Regions from separate parts of the Homo sapiens genome. Here region 1 is linked to region 2. Evidence: read pairs that join two places in POLR2A ChIA-PET (ENCODE). Cell type or tissue: GM12878. All regions are shown on one strand. Links, peaks and the distances in the headings refer to the core of each region. The heading gives the core; the rest is flanking DNA.

The links. Peaks named below come from ENCODE experiments on the same cell type or tissue, not always from the same donor. Only the 100,000 strongest peaks of a DNase experiment are listed, where the experiment ranks them.
Region 1: POLR2A ChIA-PET joins it to region 2 with 5 read pairs; 5 of 35 experiments call an interaction of 5 or more read pairs at or near these places.

What each region holds. Positions count from the first base shown.
Region 1 is chr7:8,124,478-8,126,977 of GRCh38, forward strand. The region is part of intron 13 of ICA1 (islet cell autoantigen 1); the gene reads right to left. Among named protein-coding and RNA genes, the nearest start is that of ICA1, 140 kb to the right of the region's middle. RefSeq lists an enhancer at 355-1,147 and a silencer at 1,744-1,803. In GM12878, for the core only: no CTCF peak of the experiment used is centred there; a DNase peak (open chromatin) is centred at 1,534; H3K27ac peaks cover 2,205 bases.
Region 2 is chr7:8,071,521-8,078,202 of GRCh38, forward strand. All of the region lies in intron 6 of GLCCI1 (glucocorticoid induced 1), which reads left to right. Among named protein-coding and RNA genes, the nearest start is that of GLCCI1, 110 kb to the left of the region's middle. In GM12878, for the core only: no CTCF peak of the experiment used is centred there; no DNase peak of the experiment used is centred there.

The sequences.
Region 1 (2,500 bases), core at 1-2,500, 51 kb after region 2:
TAACATTCATCCTTTCCTCTTTTTTGAGGGGATTGAGGGTCCTAATAGAAGAATAGAAGGCAGAATTTGACATGATCAGTCATGGAAGCATAATGTCCATCCTTCATTTGTAACAAACACGTGTTGAAGGATCCCTGAACTGGGAGCACCTGCTGGGAATCTGTAAGTGTGGCAGAAGCTGAATGGTCTGCTTGTTTCAACCACTTAGGTTTGGCTTTTTTTCCTCCTATCATTTCAGTTCTGTAGGTATTCCATTGGCAGCTGTTTGCATGCAAAGGAAATAGTACAGTAGTTACAAGTTAACTCAACATTTTTTTTTTTTTCAGAGACAGAGTCTCCCTCACTCTGTCACCCAGACTGGAGTGTAGTGGCGTGATCTCAGCTCACTGCAACCTCTACCTCCTGGATTCAAATGATTCTCCTGCCTCAGCCTCCCGAGTAGCTGGACCTACAGGTGCACACCACCACACCCAGCTAATTTTTGTATTTTTAGTAGAGACAGAGTTTCACCATGTTGGCCAGGCTGGTCTCAAACTCCTGACCTCAAGCCATCTGCCCACCTCCGCCTCCTAAAGTGCTGGGATTACAGGTATGAGCCACCTTGCCCGGGTGGTAACTCCTTTAACACTGACCTTGATAGAATCCCAGCAGAGGAAATAAAACTTCTAGCAGACAGAATGACCCTTTTAAATAGGAAATCAGATCATGTTTCTCTTTGGCTCAAGATCCTGTGATGGCTCCCAATTTTACTTGGGCTGAAAAAAGGTCTAAGTTCTTCCAACAGCTATGAGTCCCTGTGTGGCCTGGCCTCCGCCTCTGCATCCTCTGAGCATCCCTCCCCCTTGCTTAGTCAGCTCCAGCCAAGTGTCCTTCCTGAAGACCCTTCACTGTGCCAGGCATATCCTCACCTTAGGGCATTGGCACAGGTTGTTCCCTCTGCCCAGAGCTCCACATGGTTCATTCTCACCTCCTGCAAGTCTCTGCTCAGATCTCATCTTCCCAGTAAGAACCTACTCAGCTCTGCAGCCTGACCTACTACCCTGAGAGCCCCAACACTCCATTATCCCCAGGCTCTACTTTTTCCTTTTCTCCCTAACATCGATCACTTTCTAGCCTACTATGCGATTTGCTTATTATTATGCTTATTATTCACTGCCTGTCTGCATCCTGTTACAATGTGGGCTCCAGGACAGCAGACAGCCTTGTCTGTTTTGTCCTCAGCTGAATTCCCAGTGCCTGGCACACAGTGGGACCCGGTAAATATTTGTTGACTGAATGAGAGACTTGCTAAAGTGCTAGTAGGATGGCAACCTCAAATGAGATGTTGTTGGCCTGAGTAACAAATGGCCTCCCTTTGCAGTTCCTGTTTCTCTTTCCGTAGCATGAGCTTGTGTTTCTCTCTCCCTCCCAGAACACCTCCCTCCTTAGACCTCAGTGTGGTTTGGTGCCTTTCCCGTGTATATGGGGCAAGGCTGAAGTGCAATTCCCCATGGCCGCTGCCCTTGTCACAGCTCTCAGGCATAGTCTGGCAGCCCCACTGTGGGCACTGAGATGAACTTCTCTCACTTTGCCTGCTCAGGAAGTGGGCGAGGAGCTCTGACTTCTTGGCTGTCTGCTGATGTGTGTGCATGGGCTCTTACAATGACTGACACTCAGCCACCCTGGCTAAGCAGCAACACAGTTGCAACCATTCCCTGTGGTTAGTAGGGGCTCTTGTTTCCAAAGCTGAGGATCTGAGTGGGGTTCGTTCTGCAACACTGCTGGGGAGTCCTCAGCAGCCCTAAGATATCACTTGAGGATCTGGGCTCTGCCTCGACTCTCTCAGGGCTTCTTAGCACCTCCACCACAGGTGGGTGGGGATGAAACTCTAGTCAGTTGGCAGCCTTACTCATTTGCAGCTCCCGTGAATGAGGTGGTGAAACCTGGGGTGAAACTCAGGGTGGAGAAACATTTTTGGATTTCATTTATCCCTGCTATCTCTACCTCCATTACTGCAAATAAATGAAATGGCTATGAAATAAGACTCCCAAAGGAAGATAAAAGGAGTCATGTATTTCATTTAAAAAAAAAGACTTTTTTTTTTGTCTTGCCCACCAACTCTTGTGTCCATGATCTCATCTCCAAAGACCTGAGGTTTTAATAGCCCATAATTACTTAATTGTTCCAGCTTTACCGTTTTGTTCTCAGCTTTAAGTGCCAGATAAACATGCTGTTTATTAGGGAGACAGCCTAAATTCATAGAAAAACCAAAACAGTTTGATAATTTCTTAAGTGATTCCTGTTTTACAATTAAAGTCACATGAAAGAAGGAAAAAGTGTTGAAATACTAAAAAATGGTTTCCTTTCAGAAGCCTGTGTGTTTAGAAACTCAAAAATTTAAATTTCAACATGAGTTTCAGGCTTTGCACTGTCAACCAATGTGTTCCAATGCTAGCAATTCTCAGCCAGCACTTGGTTGGTGTACCTTGAACCCTTACTGATGTTGACAACCCCTCCAGCA
Region 2 (6,682 bases), core at 2,149-4,648:
ATTTCTAAAAATTCTGTTGGAAAAAGTGAGTGTATTTTTAACCAAGTTTATAAAGCTTAGTGAGTATCTACAGGACATCAGGGATTTTATTACAGTATGTAGATAAATTATTAACTGTTGAGAACATCTGGGATTCTTATTTCCTATCAAGCCCAACTGTCTCTCCATGTTCTTCTATCCTTGTGTCTACTTGTGTACACCAACACTTCCTGGGTTCTTTCTGTTTCTAGCCCCCTAAGACCTAGCTACAGAAGGCCATATAGACTGCCCAGCTTCTTCCTTCCTAGCTACTTACAAAGAAACACTGAACTTATGTTTATAACAAATTTACTGCTTGTCACCATAGAGAAATAGGTCAATGGCAACAAAATTGTAAAACTATAAAAAGTTAGACAGTTTATAAAATCTTGCAGGAGTTTTATGGTCCTTGTTCTGAATTGACCCCATCCCCTATGATTGATGTATTGTTGTAAGTAAAATGCCCAGATCATAAGTGCTCAGCCAAATGAATTTTTACATATGTGTGTGCTCCTGAAACCACTACCTACATCAAGTATAGATATAGAAGATTTTTATTATCCCACAAGGCTCCCTTGCGCCTCTTCCCAAATAGTATCCTTCCTCTCTCCACTTGAAAGTAACCACTTTGCTGACTTCCATCACTATAATTTAATTTCCCCTGTTACTAGACTTCATAGAAATTGAATAATGTGGTATATATTCTTTGTGTCTGACTTCTTTTACTTATCATTATACCTAACTCTTCTAAGATATTAAATGGAAGCTACTTTGGACTTTGTCCTCTGCTTTTCTATGTGGGTAGATCTTAACAGTTCTCCCCTTTCTTGTTGACTCTTTCATTACTGAAGGCCTTGTGGACCCCCTTCCTTCATTAAGGATATATTGAATATAGTACCAGGTGTCTTTGGCTTCATGTGGGAAGTCTCCATTTCTTAAAATGTCAGACTAGGAAATTTTCATTTCACTGAAGCATCCTGTGAGAATAAACACCTTTAATCACTTCCTCACAACCTTTTAATGTGGATGTTTCACAATAAAACATCTTGCTTCCAGTAGGAGTGTTTGTTTTGAAGGTAAATGGAAATGATAAATAATAGTAACTTGTTTTAGGTTGTGTAGGTGGTAAATGGAGAAACCAGTCTGTCTTCATTCCAAACTCATATTCTTTGTTATTAAGTACAGTTCAGGTTGGCCACTTTTGCTACTTAACACTTGTAACTGGGGTAAAAATGAAAAGTAGAAATAATGGTGGCAGTACAGCTAGACAGTTAAGTCTGGAGTTCTGTTTTCTTTAATACTGTGGATAATTGAGAGATGCTGAACCAAAAAGAAAATGTATTGAGAGGATGGTAAATGAGTTCCATTTTGGTTAACTGGTTGTGAGATTGCCTTCAGGGCCTCCCAGTGAATAGTGGTTTCTGTAGTTCACAGGTCTTCACTTACATCATAAGTTTCAAACAGTGCATGTTCTTTAATATATAATAGCTCTTTTTCCTAAATATGTATAATCAATTTTATTATGAGAAAGTATAATCATGTCACTCTCCTGCCAGGGTCTTTTGCAGGAGACATTGTAACATAGAAGTTAAGAGTAGCACTGGCTTTGGGACCATAGGAATGCATTTGAATCCTGGGAAGTTTTGGACATAAAACCTGCATTAATTCTCAAAGATTTAATGAATGGTAGCTGCTGCTATAAAAATAGTCACCTTTATTATCACCTGTTAGTTTCCCTAATCCTTTCAGGAAAAAAATATCAATTATTTAATACACAGCTTAGTCAAAACCTCCTTCCCTAGCCTAGTTTGTGTCAATTATCTAATAAGATGAATTCTGACCATTTCTTAGACAGATTAGACCTTTTCCTAAGTTTGCCTTTGTTGGTATATTTTCCTCTGTGCCCTTTTGTTCCTACATACCAGATATCTGCCTGCATAACACTAATTTCTTTATATTCATCCTCTTGTTTTTTTAATATGTAAAATGAGAACATTGGTTCAGATCATCTCTAAAGCTAAGGTTTTTTTCCTAATAGTTAAAAAATATTTCTTAGTAAAATAGGGTAATAATACCTTCCTCATATCATTGAGGTTACATGAGATACAGCAAAATGCTTAGCACAACTTATTGGCACATGGCAAACAATTAGTGGTGATGAATGTTGCTTAATAGTGATTTTTTTAAAATCTCTTTAGAAGTTATATAGAATGGGTTTCAGAATTATTTAAGACATTTCTCTGTTTTCTACAAGATCACCTCAGTTTGAGAATTAAAGCCCCATGACATCAGTTTCATAATATCTACCATATTTAGCTGAGAGGCATTACTTTGTGATTAAGATCAAGTTGATGTTACTACTCCCTGGAAAACTGTGTAGCTCTCTGTTATGCAATACAAGGTTTCTAGTTCTCAAATCAAATACCATCTTTATAAAGAGAAAATTAAAATAGCACCTATCCCTTTTATATATGTAACTATGCACACATGGGTGTGTTAGAATTGGGAGTTGAGGTTTATGTATTTCAACTGAGGTTATACTTCTAGTTTATTTAAGGAACACTTATTGAGCATTTATTGTATGTCAGATATTGTACTGGAGAGTGGAGAAATAGAGATGAATAATATGTGATATCTGTCTTTAAGGAATTTATAGTGTAGTAGGGAGTAATTAGGAATGTAAACAAATAATACACTATTATAAATACACTATTATACAGTGATGTTTAGAATACTAAAAGTGTAAAGGAGGGAGTTGTCCAGAAATTTTACAATTTCTGGAACTAATATATGTCATTCAAACTGTAGGCTAGTTTCTGACTCATTTCTTCTTTATGTAAGGCCCAAACTCTGGGTTTTGCTATTTTTAAATATACTAATTATTTCTGTGATCCCAGCATTTTGGGAGGTCAAGGCGGGCAGCTCACTTGAGGTCAGGAGTTAAAGACCAGCCTGGCCAACATAGTGAAACCCCATCTCTACTAAAAATACAAAAAGTTAGCCAGGTATGGTGGCATGCAGCTGCAGTCTCAGCTAATTAGGAGGCTGAGACAAGAGGATCACTTGAACTTGGGAGGTGGAGGTTGCAGCAAGCCGAGATCACGTCACTGCATTCCAGCCTGGGCAACAGAGCAAGAGTCCATCTCAAAAAAAAGATACTAATTCTTTCCTATAATGTATGTTTTCTACAATAAATCATAAATTGGTGTTTTTTTATTAAAGACATAAAAGGAAGCTGTATAGCTTTCCTAGAGCTTTTCATCATTATGAAAACAGAATTAATTATATAATTTTGAAGTCAACTAGGATTGATTTGATTTGGAGTACCTACATGTTCTGCAGTTGCTGTGGAGAGATTTGTTCTGTGGTAGAGTAACTAGTTCAGACATCTGTAGGAGCCTGGATAGACATGGAGGGGAGAGGGATAGCTGCAGTGAATAGCTGCCCTAATGAGGGATGTGCTGGTGAGCTGATTATTTTTCTAGTATTCATTTTATATACGTATTCTTTTTCTGACTTTGCTAACATCATTTTTGTGTGTTCCTAACATCTATTCGCTATGAATTATGTATAATTTGAGACCTATAAAATAATTTTGTATTATCAATGTGCATCGCACATTGGTTTTTTTCTTTGCCTGTATGGATTGTAATGCCAGGACAAAAACACTCTGTCAAGAAAGTTTCAGCTATTGAGAGACTTGTTTCAAGTGAATGGGTTTTTGGCGTTTCGTTTTGATTTTTTACTAGATTTTTCCAGTGACCTAAAGACTGAAGGGAACTTGGTCACACTGGTCACATGTGTAAAGTTTCCAGGCTAACTAATAGCCATAGGAACTACTACTGCTCTTCTCTGTGTGGAGAATTCAGAGATCCAGAATGAGAGCACTCATCTTGACATCATCAGAATGTACCCTAAGAGGTAGCTTACATTCTTCCACATTATCATACCCAAAATAAAGTTCAAGGAACAAAAATAGCCATTTATATAATACAGATGGCAGTGTCGGAATATTAGTTTCTTAAGCAGCTCTGCCAGCGTTGCTTGATGGTAGCCAAACTGGTGCTGGTTAAGCCACAAAATGTAGACTTCAGTCAGCTACTTATCATTGATCTTTGGCACAGTTCACTTATGCAGTTGTTATAAAATTCTGCAATTTTGCAGGATATTGTGGAAACATTGATTATTGTAATCATGAAATAAATGGAATCGTTTGATTCAGGCCAACTACTGAGTAGAGTTGTATTCCAAGAGTCCCTAAATTGATTACTTGTAATTTAAGCTATATTTTCCTGAAGGAACAGTGTACACTATGTGGATAGAGTTTCCCAAGCCAATGCATGTAAGCCTATTTAACTCATTCTGTGATTTAACTCATAAATATTCGTATTGCTAAACTTTTAGTGTTAGGACTGAGCCTCCCTTGGTCTTAGGAGAAAAAAATCAAAAGTATTAATTTTGTCTTTTCAGGGTCTAGGGTTGACCCTAGGCAGACTTTTGAAACAGACTGCTTTTGGCATCTTCCTATTCCTTTATACGTATATTTTAACATACTTGTATTTATCTCTAGGGCTCTATTTCTTGACCTTTTTTTGACCTATGCCCTTACTATGCTTTAACCCTCTATTTTTTAGATAAATCAGCCAAGATTTTATGGCACTTTTCTTTTGGGGGTTTATATTGTAAAAGCAGATATGATGGGTATACTACTTAGAGCTACCACACCTTGAAAAATCACTGCTTTTGAATCTGGATGCGTTTATCAAAATATTCTCTTTATATGGTTCTAGGGCGCTTATTATCCTAGAAGGACCTTTTGGTGGTAAAATTACAGCATATAAAGATATTATTCCAACAAAGGAGTTAGTCTATAGGTTAAAATTGATCTATTCTAGAATTCATGTCCCTAAGGTCATTTTACCTGTCTTTCAAGAAAGCATCTTAAGATACATACATTCCAGTGTCTAACAGCACAAAATAAGTATCCAGTAAATGCTATTGTCCCTTCTTTCTGAAAATGTTAACAATTTTAACAATGGCAGATACTGTGATAGCTATGAGTTATTATTCATAATTCAAAACTACTTAAATATACAACTCAGTTTTAGCCATTATTGCTCAGTTTAGAATATAAGCAAATCAAAAATTTTTAACATACCTGCATATATATTTCACTTAATTGTTTGTCTATTTACCATGATGTTAGCTCCAACAAGAGTAAATGACCATATTTTGGTCAGTGCTTTACTCTCAGTGAATAAACTAGTGCCTAGCATGGTGTAGTGCTTAATGGAGATTTTTTTGAGTATTAAGACCTTTGTTCATGATATGCCCATTTTTTAATGGATATATTTTTATAGCTATGTTGAAAATGTGTTTTCTTTGAATTGTTAAATTTTATGTTAGGCTTTTAATGTTTATGAAGAGTGTGTGATACTCTTCATAAAAATAAAAACCAAGAATAATTAAACTAAGATTATGCTAAATTTAGTGATAGGCTTTTGGTGGGAAAGAGGCCATGAAGTTCAAATTTGCTGTAGAAATAAGGGGAAAGGAAGTAACTGCTAAAACTGTCTCATCTTCCCCTTCTTGCTGTTGGTCATGCTGGTAACCAGTAAACTCTGATAGTAACTGGGTGGAAAATAATAGGGTGTCACCTAGGTTCAAGGAAAAGGGAATCTGTTGGAGTTTTCCTCCCCCATTATCTTTTGTGTTCCTCTGAGAAGAAGTATCAACTCATAGGGACCACTCCTTACACTATCTCCTTGTGACACTGACAGAAGGCAGACCCAGTGAAGCTCTTGCCTGAGCCATAAGCCTTTAATTAGAAACAGAATATTAGATTGGAAGGAACTTGATCATCTAGTCAGCTCCTCACATCTCTAATAAAGACACTGGAGTTGAGATAGACCCAAACTTAGTGAAACAGATAGCATAACAATAATCAACATTGACTCTGGGGCAGCCAGGTTGAAGCCCTGCTCTGCCACTTAATTATGTGCCCTTGGACAAGCTACTCAATCGATCTGTATCTCCTCACCTATAAATTGGGGATAGCTGCCTCATAGAATTGTTATGATGATTAAATGTGTTCAGGTGATTTTATTATTTCCAATATTACCACAGTCCTTTAGGTAGGTGACATTGTCATTATTAAAGGTGCCAGAATCTGAGGCTTAGAGAAATTAAGTAACCTAGCTAATTTCCATGGCGTCTACATGCCAACAAAGATATTTTGTAGGAACCTGATTACATCTTGCTGCCTTTACAGAAGGAATAGTCTTTATATGGGCATTCAGCTGTGAAAGGGCCCGGTGTGTACAGAACAGTAAGAAATTGAACGGTTGGGGTATAGGGGTGAATGGTGGAGAGAAGAAAACAGTGAGACTGGAGATTTAGAAAGTCCACTATTTAGGCCGGGCGCGGTGGCTCACGCCTGTAATCCCAGCACTTTGGGAGGCCAAGGCAGGCGGATAACGAGGTCAGGAAATCGAGACCATCCTGGCTAACACGGTGAAACCCCGTCTCTACTAAAAATACAAAAAATGAGCCGGGCGTGGTGGCGGGCACCTGTAGTCCCAGCTACTCGGGAGGCTGAGGCAGGAGAATGGCATGAACCGAGATCACACCACTGCACTCCAGCCTGGGCGACAGTGCGAGACTC